2 separate regions of the Mus musculus genome follow, and region 2 is linked to region 1. A link is a loop called in an ENCODE intact Hi-C map of the cell type or tissue named here. Cell type or tissue: left cerebral cortex. All regions are shown on one strand. Links, peaks and the distances in the headings refer to the core of each region. The heading gives the core; the rest is flanking DNA. Region 1 holds the start of Gm49890 (predicted gene, 49890). Region 2 overlaps Gm34568 (predicted gene, 34568).

Region 1 (15,152 bases), core at 7,086-9,585:
ATTATTATATTTGCATATTATTCCTTATATTTATTTACAAATAGTTTTCTTGTCTTTAGTCTTTCTCAAGTTTCGTGGAGTCTGACAAATCAGAGTATGTCTAACTGCTTTTATATGGTTATTTTAATAACAACCATCCCAAAACAAGATCATCAGTTAGTTTCTTAGATCTGTCTTTTTATATGAAGTGCTAACTCTATGCTTGCTTAGCTCACATTATCTTATCTTTTTTCCAGCCCTTGGAAAAGCATAGCCTTCCTATTTTCTTTCTGTAGTGCATATGTATTCTCCCATCTAAGAAAATAATCCAATGTGATTTATTGCAGGAAAATGATGTAAAAACATTGTTTCTATGACATGAGGCTAAGTCTGCTCCAAGATGGCCCATAAATATCTAACAATATCCATTTATATGTCTTGATAGACTTAATGCTTAATGCTTAGTAAGACAAAATTAGAACCGACAAAGGGGACATTTTCTCTCTCTCTCTCTCTCTCTCTCTCTCTCTCTCTCTCTCTCTCTCTGTGTGTGTGTGTGTGTGCACGCGCAAGTATGTTTCTGTCTCTTTTTTTCTCTCACATGCAATATTTTTGTGTTATATTGTTTGTATGGAAAAGGCTTAACTTGCTTCCAATTTACATGAGACAATTGGTTTGTTCGGCTATTATATGTGCAACATAAAATGAATTAGCCTTCTAAGGAAGCTTTGACTTTTATATGTGTCAGGGACCATTTCAACTTTAAAACTTCCCTTGGGTACATACATGGTAACTTGTAATAATTGCACAATAAATCATAAATATGTGTATTGCACCTCAGTTTTATCTCAGGGTGATTTATTTAAATAACATTGATATGTTAGAAGTGGGTATTTTTTTTTAATATTAAGGAAATGTTAGCAAAGATTTCCTTGTCAGTAATTCCTTCACTCAGTTCTATGAGAGTTGCATAACCATGATTCCAATATCCACTTTGCCACTTACTGTCTCATCCTTGGTAACTGCCCAGGCTACTTTAGCTTTGAACTCTTCACTGCCATGGGGATTTTGATACCAATGAGTAGTGATAGGGCTTTATGATCCTTTTACCTGTCACTGCAGGTGGCTCAACTGGCTTGATCTTGTGCAGACTGACTTGATCTTGTGCTGCCCTTGTTCAGGCAGGCACAGCTGCTGTGAGTTTATAAGCGCAACAACATCATGATCTCTAGGAGACACTATCTCTCAGCAGCCCTCCCCATCCTCTGGCTTTGATTCCAGTCCTCTCTTCACACTGTTCCCGGGATGATGCAAGGAGGAGGTTGATATAGATGATCCATTAATAGCTGAGCACTTCACAGTCACTCATTATAAGTTGGTGAAAAAAAAACTTTCATTAAAAAAAATTCTAATATGTAAATTGCTCTTGTTTTCATTATGGCTGGGTTTTGTAAGCAATCCACTATTAAACAGTGGAACATGTGGGAAAGGGTCCGAAGGAGAAAGCCATGAACTATAATGCTTGTTAGAACGTGAAAAGCTCTGGGGACTCATAAGGTTTTTAATACCTTAGAAACACACAGGATATCTTGAACCTCTGTCTATTTCTCTTTATCTTCACGAAACACATAAAATAGAATACCAAGTTTGAAAATTAAAGTGCTGGACAAGGTATTTACTGCTGATCTTACTGAAGAGCTCTTTGAAAATGGGACAGACTAATCAGGCAAAGCAAAGTAAGGCAGGGTGCGTGTCAGTGGAAGGGAAGCAAGGCCGGGCTAAGCAGCTGGAGGAGTTGTTTTATTCTGCTTTCCGAATGTGAGACAGCAGGAGACAGAGCAACCGAGCAGAGATTCAGAATCAGTTGAGGGTGACTTGTGGAAAAGTCTAGCACTGGACACATATTGATGTGTGTCAAGTAAGAGAGATTGATTAAACAGGCAGCATCAAGAAAAAGACTCCCTTTTTTCTTTCTTAAAGACAGGGTCTCATTATATAGCCCTGGCTGACCTGAAACTATGAAGAGGTTGACCTTGAATACACAGGGATCCACCTGCATCAGCCTCCTGAGTGCTGGGAGACCCATCCCCAACTCCCATCCCTGTTAACACATGCAAGCAACAAGACAGCCTCCTGTCTCCAGATTTCATGATAGCATCCCTAAAGACAGCCAGCTTTCCTTTTGGGTGGGTCATTGCAGTGTGTGTGTGTGGGGGGGGGGGGGGAGGATAGTGGCCATAAGGAAAGATAATCTGCACTTTTTCTTTAATACACACACACACACACACACACACACACACACACACACGAACTCATACAGGGGGTGGGGGGGCAAGGGGTAGAAAAGGGTGCACACATAAATTTGTGTCTTAATTGGACATCTGCTTAGATTCTTTCTCTCATCCCATGACTGGACAAGGATTTCAAGAATGTGCCAGGCTTCCTAGGCTATGAACTTGTTTTTTCTTGTATCCAACATGCATATTGGCGTGGCCTTTTAACTAGTCATTCACTGGATGGGGAGTGGGGATGCGATGGAATCCTTGATGTGGTTCCAAATGTTGCTGGTTTTTTAGCCTTAAAACCAACAGCCCAAAGACATTTGAAGGCCGAAGGCTTTGATGTGCTCCACACAGCACAGCACACTCCATTTGCCCAGCACCACAATTTAAGAGTCTTTCTCTCCTCTCTGCCTCTTTGTCTCTCTGTCTCTCTGTCTCTCTGTGTCTCTCTCTGTCTCTCTGTCTCTCTCTCTCTCTGCAGTGATTACAGAAGGTTGGCATTTTAGTATTTTCACTGTTTTTTGTTTGTTTTTGTTTTTCTGGTTGAAAAACCAAAAGACAGAATAAGGATCTTGGAAATTTATCCATGCTGCGTCTACAGAAGACCTCTGCTCCATTATGAGGCCTTGACTGTACTTCCCACTGTACTCGATAATGCCAGTAGAAGGTGCCTGAGACTCATTGCCACATTCCTAATTTAGTTTACAAACACAAAACCCATGATTCCTCCAAACATGATTTCTAGAACTTTCTTTTCAAAATAGAAGCAGCTGGCCATCACTGTCCTTTTCAAAGCACAAAGGATCACATCTGCACTTTTCATGTTGAGCATGACCGCGTTCTTAAGGGACTAGCCAATTTCTTTAGAATAAGAAATGGGTGAGTCTAATTTAGGGCGTCCCAACCTTATTGAAAGAAATCCACAGGTTCCTTGTTTCTTGTTTTCTTGTTTTGTTTTGTTTGCTGTGTTTTGTTTTATGAGGACATCTGGGCTTACTATTTTCTCACACATACACTAAGAGATGGGCATCGCAACATTTCCGTGAGTTTAGATGGACCATTTTGCATTTCTAGTTCTTAAGGAAAACATTTCTTGATGAAAAATACTTTGTCTAGGTGAGATTGGAGGGTTTTTTTTATTACTAATTATCAGACAGGGTATTGATTGGATATAAGTTTAGCAAGTGGTGGTCTGGGGATGATTTGATGGAGGGTGGAAAACAAAGGCAGGAGACACAAGGCTCCTAAACAGCTGGTCACAGAGCATTGGAGAAGCCGATAAACACATGTGCCTTTTAAGGAAAGTAAGCAGGCAGAGTCACACTCTACACCATTGGACTTCTCAGTCTCTAAAAACTGCAGAGACTCGACTCAGGATTCTTCATCTAAGCCTGAAGAACCTGAAGCGAAACAGAAAACTGCCCAGAACAAACACCAAAGGCCATGTCCACCCTCCAGGCGAATGTGTTGAACTAGCTTGTGATCCTGATAGAATTTTAAAAGACTCATCTAAAATCCTTACTGAGAGAAATCTTTTACCTCATTTGAGACCCTCATTTAAAAAAAAAAATAATCCCAGGATTTTGTAACAGATTATTTCTCTGGTTTTCCAGCTAGAGATACCAGGCAGCCAAAGCCACAGGACAGGCAACCATTTCTCTCAGTTCTTGGTCTCAGTGGGCAGCGCTTGCCAGACACTGGTGTGTACTTTGAAGAACGGGCATCTTGAAAAGCCAGTCCTGGCTCAGCAGTTGTCTCCTGCAAGCTCCCAGGGAGGCCAGTGCTGCTAGTCTGTGGTGCACTCTTAGTGAGTGGGAAGTCTCTAACTGTGGATCCAATCCTACACATCTACTGCACAAAGCCCTTCCCAGCAGCCCCTCCCATGCTCTCCCATCTATATCCTTACCTCACTCAGTCATCACTCACGTAACCTAAAGCTAACAGACGGGGAAGCCATCACCAGGGTTTGGGTAAGAAGAATAACTGACTTTTTTTCTTTGGAATGATCTTACGTTTATTACAGCTGGGTTTCAATGTTTCTCTGCTTTTGTGGTACTTAACATCTGATGTCTCTGTAAGTTGTGAAGCAAATTATAAGTAATGAGTGATGATGATTTGCATCCGAAGCCCGGAGCCAGGCTGAAGCTATCATGATATTGCTTTCAAGAGATGAACTCAGAGTGAGATCGTACCAAAACTTACACTGTCACAGCCCAGTTAGTAATTGATATCAAGTCTGTGTAGACCTATTCTAAGCTTCCTCGTGTGTTTGCAGTTGAGAACTACTTCCTTCTCATTGTTACCCTTTGTGGATTCAAAACACCGATGATTCAAAGATGAGCAAGGCCCGGGATCAGAAAGATTTGTTTGTGAGAGAAATTCAGAGCCGTGTGCATGTTAGCCACTGTGTGTGAGCAGCTGGTGTTACTCACTACATTTTCAATAAAGAGAAGTCTCCTGACAGCTCCTAAAATGGGAGCTGGATGAGCAAGGCTGAAAGATTCTGGAAACTGATACAGCATTTGATAAATTTTATGTAACTAAAGGCGATCCAAAGATGTCATTTCAATTTTTAAAAATATTATATTTATTTATCTACTTAGCCTGCGAAGGGTGTGTGTGTGTGTGTGTGTGTGTGTGTGTACATGCACAGGTACAAGCCGTGGCATACAGGTGGAGGTCAAAGGATAACTGGTAGGAGTGGGTCATTCCTTCCATCATGTGGGTCTAGGAATTAAAGTTGGATCCCTAGGCAAGCTCCCTTACCCGAGCTGTCCAGACGGCTCGTTTTATGTAAAATGGAATAGAACCAAATACCTTTTGAACACATTTCTATAAAAATCCATCTAAGAAACAAACTTAAATATGATTCTTTTTCTACCTCACTCAGTTTATTTCAATAATTCATGTATTTCCTTAACTGTTCTTCTGTATGGAAATTAGGTGAGATAGAATATTTAGAGAAAACAACACTATTGTATGAAGTGACATTCTAAACCTCAGCATGGAATAAAGGACATGGTGTCAGATGACAGCCTTGGCTTGCTGCTATTTACCCATGCTATCCCATGTGAAGAGTGCGCACTGTCTCCATTAGGGTTATTCGTGTCTCACTGCACACATAACCCAAAATGCATTCCTCCCACCCCTCCTTCTACACCTAATACTATCAAAAATAAAAGGCATGGGATTGGAGCTTTCAAAAAAAATTAAAGCTAGAAGAAGATTCTTTTAAACATCTGAAAACTTTATGTTTCCTAAGGACAAATGAGGAACCACATTTGTTTTTGAAAGCTTTACTGTTTTATTAATCACATATTTTTTTCCATTTACTTTCATCTTATCTTTAACTGTACGACACTTGAGAATACTCTCAGATATTCATCCGCCACCGTCTAGTTTTAACAGATGGGAACACTATGGGAAGAGAGCTGTTATGTTGCCTGTTAGGTTTTTTTCCCATTAAAAAGAAATATTTCTTAAAAATCATATTTAAAGTCTAAGAAACTGGCAACCTTTCCAATGGGTTGGGTGAGCAGCCAACACTGAAACTGTTTGCTATGTTCCGTTCACAAGCCCATCGGAACTTTAATGGGTGAGAAGGGGGCCTCTTTTCTATGCTTTGTGTAGCACTTGGGTGTTCAAAATTATGTATTTGTTTGGGGGACAAATAACTTGTCTGCCTGGATCAAAGCCTGAAAGACAAATGTTTGTTTTTCTTTACATTGATGTTTATAATTTGAAATGTATTATCTTTTTTTGATTATTTGCTATTCAAAGTATCATGCTATATAATTTTAGATAAGCATTAAGCAGTTTCATCTGTAATAGTAATTTAGACTTCTGCTTAAACCTTAAAGAAAAAAAGTCCCATAAATGAAGTGCCTGTAGTTGCTCATCTATTAGGTTTTCTGTTGGAGTTTGAGTCTTTCCTGGCCGGGTTTATATTACCACCCCCCCTTCCCATTTCACCAAAAGAATTATGTTTAAATGGCCACTTACATTTGACAACATCCTGATTCAATAAATAAAATTAGAGTAATATTTTTGCACTTCAAAGCATGCTTTTGGGTTTTCTATGGATAGACAAACACTTAGCTCTTTCTAGATTCTCATTTTAAGGCTTGCTTTTCATGATTTGGGGGTATTTGATTCTCCCCCCTCTGCACTCAGACTATAAACTTTAAAGCTAACTTCAAAAAAACTTCACAATTACTTTAATAGTGACATGTTTGACTGCCGATTCTTATTTTTTGATCAAGGTAGTGGATCAACCTTGAGAGTTTTCAGTTCTTCAAAATGGAGTTCATGAGTCAGAGCCATTTTCAGGTGAAGTGTAATGGTTCCTACCATTGTGCATTCAACACTGTTAACCATTAATCATCACGACCTTAACACACATAACTTGGGTGTAGGAGAGAGCATTAAAAAAAAACATTTTATGCACCTGCTTCATAAGGAAAAATTAAACCCGAGTTTCTCACATAAGTCTTAAGCTCATATATATGCATGTTAGTGTAATTTGTGTAATAAATCAACCCTATTTGGCTTGTCTTTTCTGTAGTCGGCTAAGCAAATGAGTACCACCTCATTAAGGAACATCTGGTGAGTAATTTTCACCTGGTTTGAATATGTGATTTTTTTTTTACACTGAGATGTTATCTCATCATTAATTAAACATCACCATGAATTTTATTCGTCTCCTTTCCTCACCCCACTTGTAGAATTTTTCTTGGTGGGTAATGGGACTTTTGCTAAAATGTAATTGCATTTACTTGTACAAAGACAATTTCCACCCTCTTAAATCAGTGTAAAAGGCCTCATGCTGTGCTTGCAGACTACAGAAAAAAAAATATGTTGCTGTGTATAATTCTGTATTTGCTTGAGAATTTCCAAGATGGGCAACCTAACCTCTACCTTTTAGGTAATTGAAACTTACATGGAAAGGATTGGGAAAGCGCATGTCTCTGCTTGTACGCTCTAGTATTAAACATGAATCTCATCGGACAATAAAAATGACGTGCTTGGAGACAGGGCAGTGCACGGGAGCATTCATACAAAGGCAACGCCAGTAAAGAGATTCAGAGAGCAGCACTCAGGCTGCTCAAGAACAAGATCCGGAGCAGGTGGGTACAGAAAAAAAACGTCCAGGAAGGCCTCAAGGCAGCCAAGACCAGGATGCCAGGGATGGGAGAGCTCCCCTCCGGCTTGAACGCCATTGGATCCCTGGGCTGCACCAGTCGCCAGGGTTTCTGAAGACCCCTGCCAGCATCGCCGCTGGCCTGCTGGTCAAGAATGCCGGGGCTCGCGCAGGTTGCCACGCGGTGGCTGCCGCCCCAGCGGTGACTGTCGCGAACCTTGCCTAGCCGCGGCGCTCGGGAGCTGCGCCGGCTGCAGCTGGTGCTGGCCGGGCGGAGGCGCGGCCGGTCCCGTCGGGGCGGGGCCGGGGCGGGGCGTCGGGCCGCGCGGCAGGTGTGGGCGCGCGGAGGTGGCACAGCCCGCGGCGCTTTCTTTCGACCTGCGCACAACGCGGGACGCAGAGGCGCGCGCGGGGTGCGTGGAGGCCGCAGGTAAGCGGGCCCGGGCGCGCGGCGAGCCACCCTGGGGTTGGTGGGAGCCGAGGGACGAGGCGGCTCGGCGGCGCGCGTGGGGAGCGGAGGCGCGGTCCCGCACAGCCACCCGCGCTCGGCCACACGCTCGGGCCGCGCGCGATCCTCGAGCGCGCAGGGAAGCAGAGCGCGGCGTGCGTGCTGGAGCGCTCTCCGCTGGGGAGTCCCCGCGTTGCCCACGCACCATTTCAAACTCTGGGTGCTTTGGAAACTTCCCGGGGGCTTCTCCGGTGGAGTGCACAGAAACGAGGCGTGCGGTGAGAACCCCCACAGCCGAGGATTCGCTTGTTTTCAGTTCGTACTCGTATGGTGGAAAAAGGATGAAGGATGTTCGTCAGCTCCTGCCCCTTCTCTCCGTGACCCTCCCTTGGAAGGGCCGGCTCCTCGGCTGCTGCAGGGTTTCCTCAGCCAGGCAGTGGCCGCGTAGGGAGCAGCGAAACAAGCTTAGGTGGCCTCCTAAAGAGCTAAAGGACAGGGACAGGCAATGGGGCTCACAACCTGCACCAAGGGTTGGAGCTGTGGCCCTCCTGCCTGGGGACTGCTTCTGGAATCCGAATCCCGTCTTTCAGCTTCCTCATTGAAATCCTGGCACCTTTGAAGTGGAATTAGAGGGGGAAGTAGGCACGAATTTTTTATTTTTATTTATTTATTTATTTTGCGGGAGTTTATTACCTGTGGATTAAAATACTTGGTGAACGGGAGTTTCGACAATGCTCAGTTTTATCATTTGTTTTGAGAAAGTTTTGGTTGACTTGATTTTTGTTTTAAGTGATTTAAAAGTGACGCTCGACTTTAGGTTTATTGAGTTTCTCGTGTTTGGTTGGAGGGGAGCTAACTTTTTAAGTTGTTTCCCACTGTCATTCTGGTTATTGTTCAGTATCTCCAGAGGCAGTTCCGTAGGTATTTTATTTTGATTTTTATCATCAAAAAAAAAAAGGCTTAAAATAATATTGTGCGGTTGTCCCCCACCAAGGAAGTAATATAGTTCGCTTCCTTTCTCCTTTGTAACTTGTACAGGGCCTCTTGAAAACTAGGTTGGGTCCCCAAATAGGCATTTTTGATTCGTGTTTAATAGACTTTTTTTTGGAGGTGGGGTGGGCCTTCTGGAAACTTTTCTTTTACATCATATTAGGTCTTTATTTTATACGTAGGTATTGCCTTCATGGTTGATGTGAGAGAGAGCAAGAAGCCTGAAAGCTAGAAGAGCCTAGAAGGCTCTTGAAGTTTTATAAATTCTGAAGAGTACATAGTAGTGACTAAATCCTTGACGGACAGTGTGGACTCGGCTTGTTTTAAATAGGTTATTATAGGACGAAAGCTATGAGACATCTACTATTTGAATATCTTTATAAAAATGGAAGTGGAAAAAAATGGAGAACAAGAAATGTGTATCATTTTCCCCTCATTTTGAAATCATTTTTCTTGATTTGCCCCAGAACTGAAGCTATATTAAATACCGTTGTTAACTATTTAGGGTACTTATAGAACATTAATTGATTTGTTTTAACAATAATTTTCTTCAGTGATAGGTTTTTGTTAAATGTGTTTTGCTGGGAATATTGACGCCTTGAGATTAGAAAACATTAAATTCTTCGTAATTGCCACAATTGCATTACTTGTGTCTAAGTATTTTTATCATTTGAACATTGTGGGGGCTCTTAACTTTAAACGTAAAAAGGCGAAAATGTAACCTCTGATTACTAACATTTAAGGGATAAAATATAGTATTAAAAGACAATATGGAATTTGAAGGCATTTTAGGATAGATAATTCTCTAATCATAAACAAGAAAGGGCTAGTAATAATGCTTTAAAACATCTTCTTGATATATTTAATAACTAGTTGCTTAAAAAGTAACCCCCAAATGTCTCAAAAGTTTTAATGAGTGATAAATTTTGTTATTACATAGTTCTGCAATGTAGGGAAAAAAAAACTTTTGTTGAATCTAGAATAGATGCAGCTTAAGTAAAAGAAATGGTGAAATTTGATCTTTGCATTTTGAGCTACATTTTCACTGGGGGCTTTTAAACAATGACAGTAAATTGTATAGAAAGTAGATCAGTTATTTAATCTGTACATGTAAGTACCCTAATGTGCTTGCTTCATTTGTAGAGTCTCCGGCTGTCTTTCACTCCAGGCTTAAAAAAACAAAACAACAACAACAAAAAAAAAAACAAACAAACTTGGGAGGAGGTTGGAGATGATGGAGGAAGCTTTCCATTGCACATGGGTGTGGGGGAAATCTGTGTTGACTTCAGGAGTAAGGAGGTTAAAAGGTAGAGTGTAGGGTCAAGATTTACTTGTAGATTCATTCTCTAGGACCTTCTGCTTTTCCTGGGATTAACATTTTAAGCAATATACAGTTATTGCATGCATGACAGCAGAGGGGGGAAAGTCCTCTTCCAATAACCTTGAAACCCTGATTCTGGCTTTATCAAGTATGTTCTGTTTCGTATTTTCTAGCCGATCCTAGCTACTGAGCACTTGAAGCCAACTTGCAGATTACAGAGAATTCGCTAGGTGATTTCTATTTTCAGAGAAATACTCTTTTGAGACACCATTATTTTAATATCCCAAATAGCACCAATCTTCTGAGCAAAACAATAATTGTCCTAGTAATTTAAAACTACACTTTTAGCAGGGAAAATGCAATGTACATGACTGCCAATGCTCATACTATGATCTTCTTTGGTCCACTTCCATTTCTTGCTTTGTGATGTCTCTGACACATCATTCTGATGCAAGAAACTTGAGGCGGGGGAAGCGGGGGTGGGGAGCGTTCAGAAAACAAGCAATGCGTGTTGATCCTCTTTCTGCTGTATAAGCCTGAGTCTTCGTGACACAGATCCACAAGTCTGAGAGTCTTCACCCCACTCCCCTTTACTGAGTCTGAGAGAAGACAGGACAGACAAGAGTCAGCTCTGCCATTTGCAAAGCGGAAGCTTGTGCTCCACAGCAGATCCAGTCCGTGGTCTAACTCAGTTTTACTTCCTTGCCAGGGGCATAACAACTGGAGTTAAAAGACTTATACCCAGATGGGGAAATTAGTGCCATTTGTGTATAGGCTGTAGCCTTATTGAAGCTGCTTTCAAAGTAATTGGGACGAAATCAAGACATAGTATGATTTAATTATAAGTCCTCTAGGGTGGGTAGTGGGTAGGAGTCTGTGGCTCAGAATATATTTAGGCTTTTCACTTATGTTGAGTTTTTTTACAGTTTGCATTGTAGTTGTTCGTGCGTGCTCATGTGTGTGTGTGTGTGTGTGTGTGTGTGTGTGTGTATGTGTGAGAGAGAGAGAGGGAGAGAGAGAGAGATTTACTTATGCTTATATAATTTGGAAGATGGGAAAGGTATAAAGTAGTGAATTTTAGCTATTAAATTGGTTTAAGTTTTCTGCTGAGGTTATTCTTTGATGGACTGTCTTCATTGTGTTTTAAGTTGATGCCCTTTGGAAGTAATTCTGATCTCGAACCGGGATGGCGGTGGTGGGAGAAACCTACTGTGTCTAAAAGCCATTCTAACCTGACAATTGAAACCTTCCTTTAGTTATCTCTGACAATTTCAGGTAGACTTTGACCATGTTAATAAGCTGAATGTGTGTTGCATAACTTAAGAGAATTCAGCCCTGAAAGTCGTGCTCCACAACTTGTGGGCTGAGTGATTTTTTTCTCTCTCTCTGATTTAAGTATAGCATGCAATGTCTAGTCGAGACCAATATTTCTATACGTCTCTGTTAAAAATTGTTTAGAATCTAGTGTTTTAATACAGGCAAGGGACTGATAGCCCAGAATCCAACTCATGAGAGCTACTACCTAACACAGTCTGAGATTGCTAAATTATAGTGTGCTATAGATATAGTCCTCTTCACAGAGTTGCTATTGAGTCACCTGTGGAGATTGTTAACTGTTTCCTGACTTAAGCCTGGCTGTTTAGTGATCATCACAACGCCAGTGATCAAATTCTTTTGTGAGTCTTAAATAACAACAGTGACTTTGCTCTGTACCTACAAAGCCCTGGGTTCAATCCCCATCACCGAAATAAAGCAAAACCAGATTAAAAGTGTGAGTGTCTGGACAGATGGGAGTCTGACTCCTTCGGCTCTACAGGTGAGTGGAGCCTTTTAAATGAGGAGTAGCTTTAGACCAGAACTTTCATGTTTCTGCCGGTCATTCTGTTGCCTGGTGAGTCCTGTCCTGTCCTGTTCTGTGCCATAACTCAAAACTAACTGACCGGCTTCCTTCTCTCTCTCTCTCTCTCTCTCTCTCTCTCTCTCTCTCTCTCTCTCTCTCTCTCTCTCTCTCTCTCAAATGGATAGAGTGTGGAATCTAATTAAACTTAAAAAATATTTTTTTTTAAAGTGAAGTCAGATTTCATCCTGACTTCAGTAACTCTGAAACACCTCTCGGTACCCAGTCATCTCCAGTGGCAGACTAAAGCCCTCGGGGGCTTCAGAGATAGGATTAAGATGAGGTTTTATGTGCAAGCAAAGAAAAAGGTTGGATTTTATTTCAAAGTAACAGATAAGTAGATATACCTAGATTGATGTGTGATGGCTAGCTTCTATTTGCTTTTAGTAATTGAGCAGTCACAGTTTTATAACACTTTAACTCCTGGAGACAAATTTTTAGTTTTATATAAAAGGAAAATTTCACTTAAGTCCTCTTGATCTTATTAAATATTGAGTCAAATTAGCTCAGAGATGCTTGCTTTTTGTGATTTATCACTTTCAACCACCAGTAGCTGAGAATATTTTGATGAAAAAGAGAAATAAATGAAGATAAAATGAGGAAAATGTAAAGTAAAGACCAGTCAGATTAATTTTTGAAGCACTAAATCTTTAATATGATTTTTCCTGTTTGGGGGTTTTCAAGTCCTGGTGAAATGCCCATGTATTTGAAGTAATGACAAAGAGGATGAATTTGAAAGCTCTACTTTCCTTTATTGATAAATGTATTTGATAATTTTTCAAAGCTGATGTCCAGAATTTTGTTTTACTTAACAATTGATCAAAACAATAAATAAAAATGGAAAAGTAAGTCTCAGTTAAGGAACAAATTCATTTAAAGCCAGTCTTTGTTTTGAAGAATTCATTTTACCAATTACAAGTGTTCGTAGGTTTTTTTTTCCCCTGAAATTTACTAAATTAGAAGCGGTAAGAAAACTGTGTATTTAGAAATAACTGGCGGATTGACAAGCTTTAGCACTAATTAGTGAAGCTAAAAATAATGTGTGCTGGACATATTAAAATATAAAAACAGCTTGTCATTGTTATTCACTTGTAGTTCAGAACCCATCTCATTAACACGGATACAGAACTGCCTTCTTGGACCAGAGAATCAATATCACCCAGAGCTTTTTGTCAAAATCAAATAAAATATGTGTCTCACCTGTCTTGTTGGCAGAGCAGTACTGACTGTAGAGTTGTCTTCATCTTCTGATGGTTTTCTGTGCCCCATGCTTTGTGTGTACTATGGGAGACCTTCTCCACAGTTCTCGTGATTTAGCTGCCGTGATCGTTTTTATTTTACAGACTGGAAAACTGGCCTGGAAAGATTAAAGATTTCAGAAATCTCCTAAACGGTGCAGTCTGTGTGTTTCCTATCTCACCTCTGCTTTTAATTTGCTGTATATAATGATATTTAAGCAGATTATTTGTTATTTTTTTAAGTTGGTTTGAGAGTCATTATATTGTAGTGTGTGTGTTCTTTCTTAAATTTTAGAATTGGTTCAAGCCTCAAGTCCACATCCATAAAGGTATAGGAGATAGACAGACTATTACTATAAGTAAAGTAATAGCTTAGGACCCACATGTAAAGTGGTGGGTTAGGGAATCAAGTTTAGATGGATTCTAAATTGTCTCTGGTGGTCATTCCATGAAAAACACACAGAACAATTTTCTCCTGAACCTTGAATAAAAGGATAACTTTATTTTTATTTTTTTGATACTTTGAAAGTTCTAATGTCTGTGTGGGTAATAGTATAGTAGCAGGCTGGCTCAGTGTATAAAGGTGCCTGTCACAGCTGATGTTCTCAGTTCTGTCCCAGAACTCATATGGTGGAAAGAACCAACTGACTCCTGCAAGCTGTCCTTTGTCACATGTGTGTCATGGCGTATGTGTGTTAACATACAACATACCCTGACTTTCCAGGCTCAGCACGACTTGAATTTAAGTTCTCAACTATGTCTTCTTGACAAGTTAGTTTGTATTTTATGATAGGTAAAGGTCTTGTACAAACATAAAGACCCCCTTCAAAGCTAACATGTTGTTGTCTGAAAACCAGTGTGGGAGATGTGGTAAAAAGCAGAAACATCTGACCAAAGAGTGGACAGAGTTTGAAGGTTAAATAAAGCAATAATAACATTATGGAGGAGAGCTTTAATATGGATGAATATTAAAAATATTCATTTGTAGAGAGAGATCAAATTAAGTTCAAAGGTCAAAACAAAAAAAGTGAAAAAATGGAGATTTTAAATTAAAAATATAAATGTAGTATATAAATTTCATATTGTACAAATGACATTTAGACAGCAAAAATATTAGAGCTTTAGGGTTTTTCATTGAGTACCTTTTGGTATTCATTGGATCATAGTGAATATATTCCAGGAAAGCAAAATTTCTGAGAGCTTGAGAGCTTGGTTATAGGGAAAAAACATCCCAAGGACAACCAAACCCTACACAAAAGAATATAAAGTAATTTGCAAATGGGAAGACATTGTCTTTGCCTGTGGAAATTAGGGGGTACACAAAAACTTGTAGCACTGAAATTAAACACCAGAACAAACAGTATCATTATCAGAAATGGAATTCCCAGAATGCGAGCGCGTAGCATTCTAGAAAATAACACTAGATTATGCATGGTCATCTATGGGAATGCGCAGAGAAAGCAGCACAGACTGCCCACTAGCTACCAGGACTGACTGCTCAGTCTGAGCAGCAGGCCACTTAAAGGGTGCTGTGGCCGGAACGGCCTCACCATGTATAATAGCACTCCACACTGCCCCTCATAGCTTCCAATCAGAGTTTAGGGACTGTGCACAGACATCAGACGCCAAGCCGAAGGGTTCTAGTCCCCGCTCAGCACTTAGCTTCTGTATGTGTAAACTTAGACAAAACTTAAAACTCTACTCTGCCTTCCTCATTTCTTAAGTGAGATTAAACTAAACTGATGGCTTTCACACAGAGAATAAATATCAAATGAGTTTATATATGCAAAAATTGTGTATATGCACAGTTCTGTAGCAGAGGAGGAGTCTTTTGGAATTACTTGTGAGAAAGAAATT
Region 2 (15,152 bases), core at 5,833-8,332, 63 kb before region 1:
AAAAGATATTCTAGAGAATCTAATTCTTTCTTGAGTTAGCCTTTAAACCTTAAATCCCACCCGCTGGCATTAATGTTTTGAATTGAAATAATTTCATTTTCACCTTTCTCTTCTCCCTCCTTTTCTTTTGCCTTGTTCCTTTTAAGGTGTAAAGTTTTTTTTTTTTTTTTCTTAGCTCAGTTTCAAGTTACAGTGTATCATGGCATGGAAGTCTAGGCATCAGGAGCCTTGAGGCAGCCGGTCATATTATATCCATACACAATCCATAGTATGATCCATATGTGATCTTTATGTGATTCACAACATGATCCATAGCATGATCCAGTTTGACCCATACTGTGATCTGTGGTGTGATCCACATGTGATCCATACTCAGAAGGAGAGAGCAAGAATGCATGTACAGTAGTGCAGTGGTCAGCTTGCATCTTTAAACAGTCCAAGACCTCCGTTTAGGGGATGGCCCTGCTGACAATGAATAGATATTTACCTCCCAACTAACATAGTCTAGATAATTCCCCACACTCACTCATTCTCATCTTGAAGAATATATATATATATATATTAGCAGAATTGAGACCCTAATGATGCAGTACAGAAATGGAGAGAGGTTTATTTTGATTCTTTTCCATGACTCAATTTGAAAAGCAGATCTTTAATTCAGGGAATGTATGAGTTTCTCAAAATTCAAATGGTACCCATTGCTGCTAATGGTAGCATCTAAATGACAATCAACACCACCAACCATGACAGCAAAGACTCATCTAGGTACAAAAAAGATTACATTTAAAAATGCCCTATTCATTGCAGAGAACATACATGTGAACTGGTAGGACTGAAGGTAACACAGGCATGGGGTTCAATGCCCCCTAAGGAGAATAGAACCGACAGGAGAAGAACCCGTGATCTCACTTGATGCTATCCTGCTGTTAAAATGTCTGGAATTAGACCTCATACAGCCATTTCTTTATTCAATTCATCAGGCAATCTTCTAAGATGTATGTATAAACAAAATGTTTAAGATTTTCCATGACTTCACAGTGTTTATATTATACCTTTCAATGTTGGGAAGGGAATTAGGAAAAGGTGTCATAAAATATAAAATATGAATTGAAGCTCCAAGGAAAAACCACACCTGTGCTAAAGCCCTTAAGTCTGAGTGACAGGCTAGAATTCAACTATGAAGAGTCAGAAAGTTGCAGACGCAGAAACAAATGATCTAGATCTGTCTTTCCTTTCCTTAGTAATTATTTGTTACGCACATCTTTACTTGACTATTTGGCCTAACATGTCAGTGACTATCACATAAAATCATCTGGAATTTGTTTCTTTACTAGACAGTTAGCTTCTACCAGTTCTGAGGTTGAGAACATCCCCAGACAGCCTCTGAAACCCACAGCACAGGTGTGGCTTTCAGTTTCTCCACTTTGCCCTAACCTACCTACCCATGATTCCACCAGTGTATTTGAACACCTTAGTTTATGTATGAGTTTTTTTTTTTTTGCTCTGTAACCAAATAATTTCATAAAACTATTTCAATATTGAAACAAGTTATTTCAAAAAATCTGAATCTATGTTCCTGGAACATGGTCACTCATATTTGGCTCAAGAATAAACTATCTCTCATTTCTTTCAAGGTGAGATCTGTATTTTGTCCCAGCAAAACCCAGATTGCTTGGGAAATTAATATATATTAATTGATAAAGAGAAAAATAAAATAGGCTATAGGAGAGTAGGCTGCAGGCAGGAATGGGATTTAAAGTTTTGCTTAGATGTGTTTCAGAAGTCTGAATGTGAAGGCGACATTTGGGAGCGTGCTTGCAAGAGCAGCAGATGTGAACTCTGGTGACATCCAGAAGATGATTCCAAGCGGAATCATCAGACTTGCTCTACAGCCTGGAGCAGGAGCACCAAGGTGCTTCCCAAAATCTTGGTAGGAAACTGGGTGTATCAATTTCCTCCATCTCATAGCCTAGATGGGGTAAGAGATAAAATCATGGATGTAAGTGTTGACATATACATTTCAAATTTAAATTTACTAGTCATTTTTTATCAACTAATTTTGGCCAAACATCAAGCATTTAACGGTTCTGAGTATAAATAAGAATTGCTTATCATATAAAGGGACCTGCCATCTTATTTTATATAATGGTAAGAGAATATTTTTGATATGTTGGTTTTTTTAACAATAAATTTAGAATCTAATATAGAGTAGATAATATAATCTGCATTTTATGCATGAAAATTTGAAGTTCGGATATCCTACCTGATTGTAGAGGGTAAGGATTTTGAACCTTGGTTCCTGTCTTAGTCAGGGTTTCTATTCCTGCACAAACATCATGACCAAGAAACAAGTTGGGGAGGAAAGGGTTTATTCGGCTTACACTTCCATTCTGCTGTTCATCACCAAGGAAGCCAGGACTGGAACTCAAGCAGGTCAGGAAGCAGGAGCTGATGCAGAGGCCATGGAGGGATGTTCTTTACTGGCTTGCCTCACCTGGCTTGCTCAGCCTGCTCTCTTATAGAACCCAAGACTACCAGCCCAGAGATGGTCCCACCCACAAGGGGCCTTTCCCCCTTGATCACTAATTGAGAAAATGCCTTACAGTTGGATCTCATGGAGGCATTTCCTCAACTGAAGCTTCTTTCTCTATGATAGCTCCAGCTGTGTCAAGTTGACACAAAACTAGCCAGTACAATTGACCCCTTGTCAACTTGACACACAAAAACATCACTAGTAAGCCTCAACCCTTACAATCTTATTCATCCCCAAGATCTAAATAACTTTAAAAGTCCCACAGTCTTTACATATTCTTAAAATTTCAATCTCTTTAAAATATCCATCTCTTTTAAAATCCAAAGTCTTTTTACAATTAAAAGTCTCTTAACTGTGGGCTCCACTAAAACAGTTTCTTCCTTCAAGAGGGAAAATATCAGGGCACAGCCACAACCAAAAGCAAAAGTCAATCTCCAACCGTCCAATGTCTGGGATCCAACTTACGATCTTCTGGGCTCCTCCAAGGGCTTGGGTCACTTCTCCAGCCATGCCCTTTGTAGCACACGAGTCATCCTCTAGGCTCCAGATGCCTGTACTCCACTGCTGCTGCTGCTCTTGGTGGTCATCTCATGGTGCTGGCATCTCCAAAACACTGCATGACCCCTTCAGTCCTGGGCCATCAATTGCAACTGAGGCTGGACTTTCACCAATGGCCTTCCATGGCCTCTCACAGTGCCAAGCCTCAGCTGCTCTGCTCAACTCCTTCATGCCTTCAAAACCAGTACCACCTGGGTGACCCTTACACATTACCAAGTCCAGCCACAGCACAAGGTACAACTTTGGCTATATCTGGAACACAGCCACTGTGCTCTCAGAAAACACTTCCCAGAAGATGTCACCTCAATGATGCTGGTCTCTTCTTAATCACTGCTAATTTCTTAGCTCCAGCTAACCAGCATCAGTAGTCCCAGTAATGCAAAGTTTTTGCTTTAGTAGTTCTGGTATCTTGTTAATCACAGCTGATTCTTCAGCCCCAGCTAACCAGAACTACAGAATCTTCACAATCAAAACAGGAATGGCCCTGAAAAGAGTCTTTAATTTTTCCCTCTGAAATTTCACAAGCCAGGCCTCCATCTTCTGCACTGTTCTCAACATTATCTTCCAAGCCCCTACACAACATCCCACAGAGCTCTTAACAACAGATGGATCTTCAAGCCCAAAGTTCCAAAGTCCTTCCACAGTCCTCCCCAAAACATGGTCAGCTTGTCACAGGAATACCCCACTCTGCTGGTACCAATTTGTCTTAGTCAGGGTTTCTATTCCTGCACAAACATCATGACCAAGAAACAAGTTGGAGAGGAAAGGGTTTATTCGGCTTACACTGTTCCTGACTAAGCCTTACACCAAAACTGCAAAATGGTCACATCCCAGGCCAGCAGACTAGTGAGGCTAAGAACACAAATTGTTTCTCACAGCACACAGTAAGGCAGATCAGCGGTGCAACTGAGCCGATCTCCTGGATGAGGAATTTAACCTGGAAGCTCAGATGAGCATCCCTCCCCCAATCTAGACAGCCATGCAGTGGACATCTGGTTGAGGTCACAGGGCTGGGTTCAAGGAAACAATCCCAGTTTTCATCTCTTCATGCACAGCTCTTTTCCCAGGTAACTCTTCTGCAGTCTTAGTAACTAGGCAAGAAAGATGCTTAAGGAGCTTACTCAAGGCTGGAGGTGAGTATTGGTGGAGGTGGGGGACAGGACAAAAACTGAGTTCAGATTTCTTTCTGCAATCTCCTTGTTGTTTAGAGATTCATTTGCACTGAAACATAGGAAGCTGAGAACGCTGTCTGGGCTGCTGGGTTTGTGTCCCACTAAAGTGAAGTGATAGGAGAGTAGGCCAGTGGCCCACAGTTGTTCGTTTCGAACTTCCAACTTTAGTGCCCTCCCCACTCCTTAAAAGGTGAAGTGTTTTCTAGGTGAGAATGTAAACACACAGCTGCTGAAGGAAATATGGGTTCCTACCCATGCTGAGAGTATACTGCAGCAACCCCTTCACTGAGTGTCTTAGGGTTTTACTGCTGTGAACAGACACCATGACCAAGGCAAGTCTTTTAAAAAACAACATTTAATTGGGGCTGGCTTACAGGTTCAGAGGTTCAGTCCATTATCACCAAGGCCAGAGCATGGCAGTATCCAGGCAGGCATGGTTCAAGCAGAGCTGAGAGTTCTATGTCTTCATCCAAAGGCTGCTAGTGGAAGACTTTCTTCCAGGCAACTAGGGTGAAGGTCTTAAGCCCACACCTACAATGACACACCTACTCCAACCAGGTCACATCTATTCCAACAAGGCCACACCTCCAAATGGTGCCACTCCCTGGTCCAAGAATATACAAACCATGACACTGAGTTTATAGAAAAGGAAAGGAAATCTACAAGTTGAAGAGATAGCCACACTGCCATGGCTATGGTACTATTCAGAGTAGCTCAGGAATGGAAACAGCATAAGCGCCCATTGGTTGATGCGCCAATGAGGAAAACCTGGTACACGCCACACGTTCATGAATATGATTCATATTTTCATGAAAGAATGAAACCCTGTGGTTTGTAGCAGCACTGATGAAACCAGAGGTCATTATGTTAAGTGAAATGAGCAGGCACAGAAAGTCCCGCACCTGCGTGACCTCACTAACAGCAGAGGAGAAAAAAAAATCCATCTCTTAGAAATGAAGAGTGAAATGATAATTACCAGAGGCTGGTAAGTGTAGGGAGGGAGAAAGAACGGAAAGAGGCTAATTATCAGGTATTAACTTACAGTTAGGTAGAAAAAAAGTTCTAGTGGTGTGTTGCACAGGACAGTGACAATAGGTAATAACATATTCTCTTACTCTTTGTCTCACAGAAAAGAGTTTGAACATTTCCCCACCAGGAAGTAATAAGTGGGCCTAGGTTCTGTTTGTAAAGTGTTTGCCTTATAGGAACAAGGGCCTGAATTTGATTCCCAGAACTCATGGAAAACAGCTGGTGTCCTGCCACGTATTCATGATCCCAGTACCGGGAAAGCAAAGATAAGCCCAGCCCTGGGACTTGCCGGCCCCCTTGGTCAGCCCACTTGGTAAGCTCTAGACCTCAGAGACCCTGTCTCAAAAACAGAAATTGTCCATGAAAGATTGAAAAAAATTACAAAGTTTGTTGAGTTGGGAAGAGACTGATGAATTGGAGAAGAGTTTGGGGGGGGGGGCAGTGAATATGATTAAAACATATGGCATGGAACTCTTAAAAAAAAAACTAAGAAAAAATTTAAAACAAAAAACAGTAATGTGAATGGCTCCCAAGATTGAATACGCATCCCCCTCCCCCCCGTGTGTGTGTGTGTGTGTGTGTACAAGAAATGATAGGTGCTTCAAAAGACAGATATGTATGCCTGGTTTAGATTTCTATATAATATATTCATGATTTAAATATAATGCAGATGAGTACATGTTTTACTTTTTAATGGGCTATATAGATTTAACGGAAAGTGCAGAAACATTAGGCTCCTCCTCTTCCTCATTTAAGAGGTAGATAGTATCTATTTATAAAATGAGGGACTGTACCCAGGGTTCCTAAGGGCTCACTCTGCTCCAACATTCTTTGAGAAATTCTAAATCTCTATCCCTGCCCTCTCACTCAAATCATAAGCAATACTTAAAAGCATTTTTCCACAAGGATTTCTGCACATATTGTCTTGGAAATTTATTGTGAATCACTAAGTTACCCCCTTTTTGTTGGAAAATTAACAATGTTGCATTCTGTTGCTATAACCCAAACAATACTGAATTAAATTTGTCCTGGGCTTATGAAGGCATTTATTCAACAAAGTGATTTCTTTCCAAGCAAATGAGTTACTTATTTCCATTAAGAATAAAATAAAAAGAAAGCATGCTCTTCTCTATGTAACTAGTTCGGTAGACACTAACTGGTTGCATTGTCTGTAAAGCTGTGAATCAAGTAAAATTTCCTGTGAGTGTGCAGTTTCCTTTGTAGCTTACATAAATTTGTGGATTATTCCAAGATATGTACACTCATAGTTACTCACTTGAGAAAATAGAGTTGTGCGTACTTGCACATCATAGAAAAACACCCACACATACAAAGCCTGCCTTTTACCAGGACTTGAGATGAGAAAATAAAGCAGCCAGAATGGCTTCTTACCCCCTCCACCCTAACCACACCTTCCTGCCCTAAGCCTATTGCCCAAATCCAACTGTGCCCCAACACATGCCTCTTTGAAAATTGAAAAGATATTGAGAGGAAAGGTCAAGTGAAAAAAATAAAGCCGGAAAGAGAAACGTGTGAAAAAAGAGACCAAGACAGGAAATGTAGTTGGCTGGAGCTTTCTGAAGTAAACAGCATTTGGAAGCAGAGAGCAACTAATTCTTGACTTTCATGTTCTCCTGAAAAAGGTGATGGTCCAACAATTCAGTTGAATTAGGTAAATGGGGCTGTTTTAATGAGTTGAAATAAGATCATCTACCCAAGATACTTCTAGAAACTCAGTGAAATTCTTGGTTCTGATCATTTAGGTTAGAACTCTTGTAGTAGATAACCAATTAAACTCATCTTCTACTTGTGCATCTGGCGTGGTACTTGATCTCTACTACAGCAATTCTGTAGTGTTCTCTCTTTGCAGCATCACTCTTCCTATTTGTGCGTTCCTTTTTAGAATAAAAGTAGGCTGAGCCATCTCAGCGTTTGCATTTGCACTGAAGCCAAGCAGCCTGCCTAGCTCTTTGAAAGTGTAGGTATGGTTAAAGATAGAACCACTGAAAACCCAATAAAAGGAAGGCAAGGTGGTATCTATAGAAACGTCCTGCTGGGTTTCTATAGACAGGGCAGGAGGTACTAATCTGCTACCAGGGAACTGAGGAAGTGTGGTGGTGTTCCACAGCTCCAGAGAGCAAGCTAAGTGAGAATTTTGTAGGCCCCTAGCTGAGAGGTTGCCTCTTCAATAGAGAGTTCAGAACGTATTTGAGTCAGCCAACTTTTTTTTAATGTCTATGAAGTAGATATTTGAACCAATTTTTAGGCTTTAGTCACTCTAAAGCAAATTGCTGACAATAATCAAAAGTTCAAAATTATTGCTTGGTTGCAATTGCTGTTAGTCCTTTAAAACAAATATAGTTGCCTTTAAAAATGTTCATTCTTTAAAGTAAAGAAAAGCTTAAGTGAGGAAGAGCTTATAGCTTGCAAAAAAAAATGCACATCCCCCGGGGGGTCTTTATAAGTAGTAATCATGCTGCAATTGCTGCAAGAACAAATGAGGGCATCTATTCCATTAGCATGTACAAACAACTTGCCTCGTTAGATCTGACTTGAGACAAAAGTCTTGTTGTACACCAGCAGCCTTGTAAGTATTGCAAAAGTGACATTTAGCCCTCATCGGCATCGATTCATGCATTGTCATGTGGTGACTAAATCACTGAGTGTCTCATGCCCAGCAAGGAATTAGAGACTACAATGCTTGAGAACCATGTCAGTTGAAAACGACTGGAAAGTCATTTGATTCAGTTTAGTTATGAAAAACATTTATTGCTTATTTACGTATATAACACATTGTAGTGAAACATGCATAGGGCAAATGAGACTTTCCTTCAAGCAGCTTGTTGAAAATAGATAATTACAAATATGGCTATAAAATGAAATCTTGTAATAATGTACTGAATCAATGGTATGGGGTGTGTGTGCCCAGATGCACACACACTCATGCGTGCACAGATCCATTGATTTTTAAATACTTCCCATTGATTAGGGCCCAGTGGGTTTCTTCTGTCTAAGGAAAGACTTCAACCTTTCTCTAAGTGAAATGAGCATGCTCCGATATTGGAGCAGTAGCTTAGACATCCCTGTCTACATTTCTGTTTGCACATTTTAGTCACCAAGTTGTTCTCTGATCCAGCCATAAATGAGCCATATTGACTTTAAGTTGTGATCACTCCATGCAGACAACTTGTCTGTAAGGCGATATGCAAATATGGTGGAAGTATTGCATTTGATAAAAATGGCATTATGAGTTTGGGATAATTTCCTGTATTAAGCTTGATCCCTGCTAATAGATGCTGCTGCTATGGAAAACTGGGCAGTTCTGTTTCTATGAGACCAGAATGCTGTTTGTCCATGCAGCCCCATTCCAAAGTCCACTGAGAATAGTCTACTTAGTGGAGTTTAGGATAAGCCACTGGAGGTAGGAGCTTTCCCCCTTTTCTTCCACTGTCCATTGCATCACATTTTTTTTCTTATTATCCACCAATGTAATTTAATTTTATTATAATGTATGCTTAGAGGTGAAAAAAGCCATGTCTCCAAAATAATTACATCTCTTTTTCTTCTCAAGAGCTCCTCTTTGATTTTTAGCTAATAACTGAAAAATGATGTAGGAGGAAACAGTAAATAAACTCTTGTATAAAGAGCACAGTTGGATATATTTCCATTCCGGGACTTTAATTATGTAAATAAAGTTGAGTGGGCTTTTAAAGTATTATTTTGCAAGTTCTTTTATCTGTTCTTTGAATCCAAAACAACACATTTGAGGTCTCTATTAATAGTCAAAATTAGGTTTGCATGAAATTTAAATGCAGTACTCCTTACTCATATTTTTCTAGGCATCTTTTTTCTCCAGAAAGCAAAACATCACATATCCCATGAATCCTGATCCTTAGGGTTGTTTAGGTTCATATTTCAGTTCTTCAGTTCTAGGTTTAAAAACATGGAGGACAAAAGGAAAAAGACCTCTAATTAAAACTCACAGCAGACTTTTGCCATCAACTTGAGCCATCTTGATACTTGAATTTGTTCAGAGATACCAGCCTCCCTATCAGTTTAAGTTAAACAGAGCAGAGGCAGGATCAAGCAGCTACCCATCTCTACTTTCCCAAATCCACAATTGTTACTGGTTGCACCATCTTTAATCCTCCTGAGTTGGCTGCAGGCAAGATGCTCATCATGAGTCTGCAGCCCTGGATCTGTGTTGGTCCTCCTGCAGACTGTACACAGCCTCTTGGAGCCTATTGTTTCAATGCAAGTGATTCTCTATTAGTGAACTGAGCATTTTGTGTTTCACCAAGGAAGTAAGAAAAATTCCACTCAGGGATTCAGACACACCTTCCAGCAACTTCTTATTCCATCCATGTGAATGTGAAAACTCATGTCATCTCTCCTTCGAGTTCTGTACAGAGGCGCCCATCACACCCTTCTCACTAGTGGCAGTGGAAAAGGCCCTTTCTCTTTTGTTCTCCTAACACATGCCCTCATTAAGTTTGTTTAAAACTACAGTGAACCGATCTGAGTCAGCAACAATGAGTTAACTGCTTGCTCTATGGGAAACTATTTTCTCTGTGACTCATTTGTTCTTTATGAGGTCTTATGCGTGTCAACTGTATTATTCCTATAAGTTTTAAATTGACACAAGTCTGATGATCATTTTCAGTTCTGAATGGCAAGCACCGATGGGACTTTAATAGAATCATTTCTTGTCTTCCTAGAGCATCTTTGCTTTACATGCAACTGTAGACACATTGCATATACAACTGGCTAATAAAAACTTCATAAATGATGTATGCTTCCTTCCATACTAAACTAGGTTGTGCCTTAAACTGTGGCACAATGTGATATGTGTTTCCGGTCTGAGCAGTTTCTTAACTGGGTCATCCGTGAAGACTTTGTGCCTTTGAACATCTTCCAATTTTACTCTGCTTGTTTTTTTGTTTTGTTTTTTTTTTTCTGTTCTATTTGTCTTATAACCCATCCTAAACTACTTCTCTAGTTTATCTCCTATGGCCTTTTATCCATGATTTTTTCACATGCAAAACAATTGAGCTTACATTTGGTGAATACAGACGCATATCTTTTTTTTTTTCTTTCATTTTCCATCCAAGTCCCCCAGGTTAGCAAATCCTCATTTGTCCAGTTGATGAGTATGGTGGTTTAAATATACTTGGACAAGGTAGTGGTGCTATTAAGAGGTGTATCCTTGTTGGAAGAAGTGTGTCACTGTGGGGCTGGGCTTTTGAGACCCTCCTCTTGGTCATGTGGGAGATAGTCTCCTCCTGGCTTTCTTTAGAGGAAGACGTAGAACTCTCAGCTCCTTCTCCAGTGCCATGCCTGCCTGGATGCTGCCATGCTTCCTGCTATGATGATAGTGGACTGAACCTCTGAACATCTGATAAGCTAGTCCCAACTAAATGTTATTCCCTATAAGGGTTGCTTTGGTCATGATGCCTTTTCACAGCAATAAAAATCTACTAAGACAAGAAGAGTAGATCATGAGCTTCAGTGAGTTGCCAAAGGATCCAATTTTGACTGGAATCTTAGATTTCTGATGCAAAATTTCTTTTCAACCCCCAATGTACATTCATACTATCTTAGTCTGTGTTCTGTTGCTGTGAAGAGACATGATGACCATGGCAACTCCTATAAAAGAAAGCATTTACCTGGGCCTTGCCTACAGAGCAGAGGTTTAGTCCATTATCAACCAGCTTGGGCTTTTTAAACCACAAAGCCCATCTCTGGGGACACATTTCCTCCAACAAGATCATGCCTTTTCCAACAAAGCTGTACCTCTTAATCCTTTCAAATAGTACCACTCCCTGATACCCAAACATTCAAAGATAAGAACCTATGGGGCCATTCTTCTTCAAACTACTATATAAAATGGATGGTTTGTATATGCTCAGCCTAGGGAATGGCACTATTAGAAAGCGTGGCCCTGTTGGAGTAGGTATATCATTGTGAGTGTGGGCTTTAAGACCCTCATCCTAGCTGCCTAGAAGCCAGTATTCTGCTAGCAGTATTCAGATGAAGGTATAGAACTCTCAGCTCCTCCTGAACCATGCCTGCCTGAATGTTGCTATGTTCTCACCTTGATGATAATGGACTGAACCTCTGAGCTTGTAAGCCAGCCCCAACTAAATGTTGTCCTTATAAAAGTTGGCTTGGTCATGGTGTCTGTTCACAGAAGTAAAACCTTAAGTAAGACACATATCAATTCACATCTCATTCTTTTCTACTTCTAAGCCTTTGTACATATTAGTACAGTTCTCCTTACCTACCTTCCGTTTCCGATTCAACTCACAAATTCCCTGGCTTTCTACAGTGTGGAAGTGTTTGTGCTATATGACAAGGAGAACTGGATTACTCCAACTTCCTGCAAGGCATGGCAGAATTCAGTGTATCAGAATGTGGAGACAGAAGGTCTCTTAGGAGAAAAAAATGGCAGTGACTACAATGGGTTTGATTTCAGTCAATGAAGTATGTTCCCGTCTATTGCAACTTGAGTTAATAAGGTATTTCAGATAATTGCCTTTACAAGAGATACGTATGTTACCTTAAGTACCTAACAGTACAGATCAATTTCCTGAAGGTAGACCATCTAAAACTCTTTGTGTGTTTTCCTCTTTGTTCCTGATTTCCCTCCTTTCCTTTTCTTATCCCAGTAGTTACTCTTTAAATACAGATTCAAACTAAAATCAGAGCAAATGTTCCCTTTTCTTGAATCTAGGTTGATCCTGAAAGCTTTGGCTTCCTTCCTCCTGGAGCCATGCATTACCGAGGAAGAATTCCAGGCTCCCCCAGAGAAAAGCTGCACAGAGACACCCTGGAAGATGAGAAAGCAGATGGAGTGAAGCCTGTGGAGGAGCACTCGGGGATCAAACCTAACAGGCTACCTGGAGCTGAACTTCCCCTTGACTGTAGCGTCAGAAGTCGCAGAAGAGACACCTACAAACTATGGCAAGATAAAATAAACTCATTGCTGTTTTAGCTCACTAAAGTTCTAGACATACTGCATAGTATAACTAGCCCACCCTATTTTGAGTGTGGATATTTAGCAATATTCAGCAAGAGACCCTGGGAGGTCTGGACCCATGGCAGGATCTGGGTGAAATAAATCAACATGATGATTGTCAGCGATGGAGGGAAATGCCAAAAGTAGACCAGCAACCCAGAAAAAGAAGACATAATCACATCATGCTTTATTCAAAAAGAGCCAAATACTACACAAATTTACATAGACAGTTCCTCAAAAGAGTGCATCCATTTCCTCTTTTTAAAAATTATCCCAGAGGGAAGAGGAGGAGGAGAGAGAATAAGAACTCAATGATGAAAAATTAAATTGCCTAAGTTGTGGTTTGGGGGCGTTTGACTAAGCAAGTGATCACCTTAAGTAAGTTGCTTTTTATGTTTCTGGGATAACGTGCTTTGTTTGGCATAAGGGAACCATCTATTTCCCACTACTTTAACTGTATGAGGCTCTGCCAAACCCCAGAACAGTTAAATGTTCAGGAAGAGAGGGTCTCACATATGCCCATGTTGGTTGGTTTTGTCAACCTGACACAAACCTAGACATAGCTCAGAAGAGGGAATCTTAACTGAGAGTAAGTTTCTATCAGATTGGCATGCTTGCAAGTCTGTGGCGCTTTATCTTGCTCAATGATTGATGTGGAAAGGACCAGCCCCTTAGGGGTGGCGCCAACCTTTGGTAAGTGGTTCTGGTGTTGTATAAGAAAACCAACTGAGCTATCCAGAAGAAGCAAGGCAGTAGGTAGCACTCATCTACATTCTCTGCATCAGCTTCTGACTCCATATTCTGATTGAGTTCCTGCCTTGACTTCCCTGGGTGATAGACTACAAACTATAAGCTGCAATAAACCCTTTCCTTCCCAAGTTGTTTTTAGTCATGGTGTTTTATCAGAGCAGCAGAAACCCCAACTAAGACAATGGGTGGTTTCTGTCTTTGTTTTTCAACTAAAGGAAAAAAAGAAAAAATGGTCACCATTTGCCTGTCTATTATTATTTGAAGAGCCTACATAATACCCACAAGACCTCAGATAAAACTGAGAAATTTGGAAGTTAAAATGAGCTCAAAGTCACTTGCTGCTTCTATTTATTTATTTGGTCTGAGATGATCTCCACACTGACTTACCATATGGCATTAAATCATTCTGGTCCCTGAGTTATTATTACATGATTCAAAGAGTATAATTTACAGAATTGCCAGCCCAGGCTGCACTGTGTCCCACACCAAAAAAAGACCACAAGGAGGGGAGCAGGAAAATGCCTGTTTCCTGGTAGCCCATATTTACGCAATTTTCTCCAACACAGATTGTCTTGGCAGTCTAGACAGAGTCTTGTAAAAATCCTCCCTTGATGTCATCCACATCCTTCCTCGATAGGTTTAGAATGAGTCCGGAGCAAACATGGCTCCCCTGGCAATGTTGCGAGGATAATTAATCAATGCCACACAGAGAGGCCCCCAGGGCTCCAGTGATGCCAGCATGAGAGGGAAGAACAGAGAAGCCCACCCCTGATTGTACAAATAAGTGCTGGTGGAAAGGAAGGGACCCACTGGGCTATTCCATGTTTTAACAGAGCTTGGTGGGGAATAAAGAAGTGGGCTCAAAAAAGCAAAAGAAAACCCAAGGAAATTATTTTCATATGAAGGCCAAGGGCACACTTTGGAATGAGAGATTACTCAACAGTCGATGTAAAATGTGTTTCAAAAGGAAGACACTGGATCCTGTGTCTCTCTTATAGGGAAAACTTAAGTTATAACTTGAGCCATGGAACACACTTCTAAGTCTAATACTGAGGAGTCAGAGGCAGGAAGGTCTAGGAGTTCAAGGATACCCTGCTCTATATAGAGAGCTCTGGGCCAGTCAAGTGTACATAACAAAACTTGTCTCAAGGGGAAAAGGATGGGCTAGAGAGAAGGCTTGGTGATTAAGAATGCTGTCTGTTCTTCCAGAGGATCTGGGCTTGAGCCCCAGCACCTACATGCTGGTTTGCAACCATCTGTAACTCTAGTTCCAGGGAATATGAGGGTACCAGGTATGTGGCTCAAAGACATACATGCAAGCAAAACACCCATATACACTTTAAAAAAGACAGTAAATTAAAAATCACATCTGGGTTTTGAGATCTAAAATTTGTGTGTGTGTGTGTGTGTGTGCATGCGCACGAGCACACTTTGCATGGAGTTCTTCCTCAATTGTTCTCATCTTATGTTTTGGGATAGGGTCTCAGTCTTAATCTAGAGCCCATTGACTTGTTTAAAGTAAATGGGCAATAAGCCTCAGGGGCCCTGCTGTCTCTACACCCCAGTGTTGACATTGCAAGTGTGTGCGATGCTTTTGTGTGAACTCCATTCCCCAGGCTCCTACCACAAGAGCATCACTTGAGTCATTTCTCCAGCTCTCTTCCCTTTCTTTCTTTCTTTCTTTCTTTCTTTCTTTCTTTCTTTCTTTCTTTCTTTCTTTCTTTCTTCCTTCCTTCCTTCCTTCCTTCCTTCCTTCCTTCCTTCCTTCCTTCCTTCCTTTCTTTCTTTCTTTCTTTCTTTCTTTCTTTCTTTCTTTCTCTCTCTCTCTCTCTCTCTCTCTCTCTCTCTCCTCTCTCTCTTTCTCTCTCTCTCTCTCTTTCTTTCTTTCTTTCTTTCTTTCTTTCTTTCTTTCTTTCTTTCTTTCTTTTCTTTTTAAACATTTTGCTTCTCTGTCAGTAAAGTAATAATTGTACCAACATACGTATGAGAGGGTAGTGGATACAAATCAGTGCTGTTTTCTCTCATAGACTGCATTTCTTCTGGAATCCTTGAAAAATCAATGTTATTTGTTAGAAAATAATTTGATCAAAAA

The links. A loop is a pair of places that touch in the nucleus more often than their neighbours do. Peaks named below come from ENCODE experiments on the same cell type or tissue, not always from the same donor. Only the 100,000 strongest peaks of a DNase experiment are listed, where the experiment ranks them.
Region 2: it touches region 1 in a loop (2.2-fold over the local background); 1 of 42 quality-filtered maps calls a loop at or near these places.

What each region holds. Positions count from the first base shown.
Region 1 is chr4:88,931,076-88,946,227 of GRCm38, reverse strand. Gm49890 (predicted gene, 49890) reads left to right here and starts at 4,186. Exons shown (of 3, transcript NR_132735.1): 1 at 4,186-4,231. In left cerebral cortex, for the core only: no CTCF peak of the experiment used is centred there; DNase peaks (open chromatin) are centred at 7,598 and 8,076; H3K4me3 peaks cover 1,498 bases; H3K27ac peaks cover 1,108 bases.
Region 2 is chr4:88,993,152-89,008,303 of GRCm38, reverse strand. The region is part of intron 1 of Gm34568 (predicted gene, 34568); the gene reads right to left. Among named protein-coding and RNA genes, the nearest start is that of Gm34568, 44 kb to the right of the region's middle. In left cerebral cortex, for the core only: no CTCF peak of the experiment used is centred there; DNase peaks (open chromatin) are centred at 6,590 and 7,239.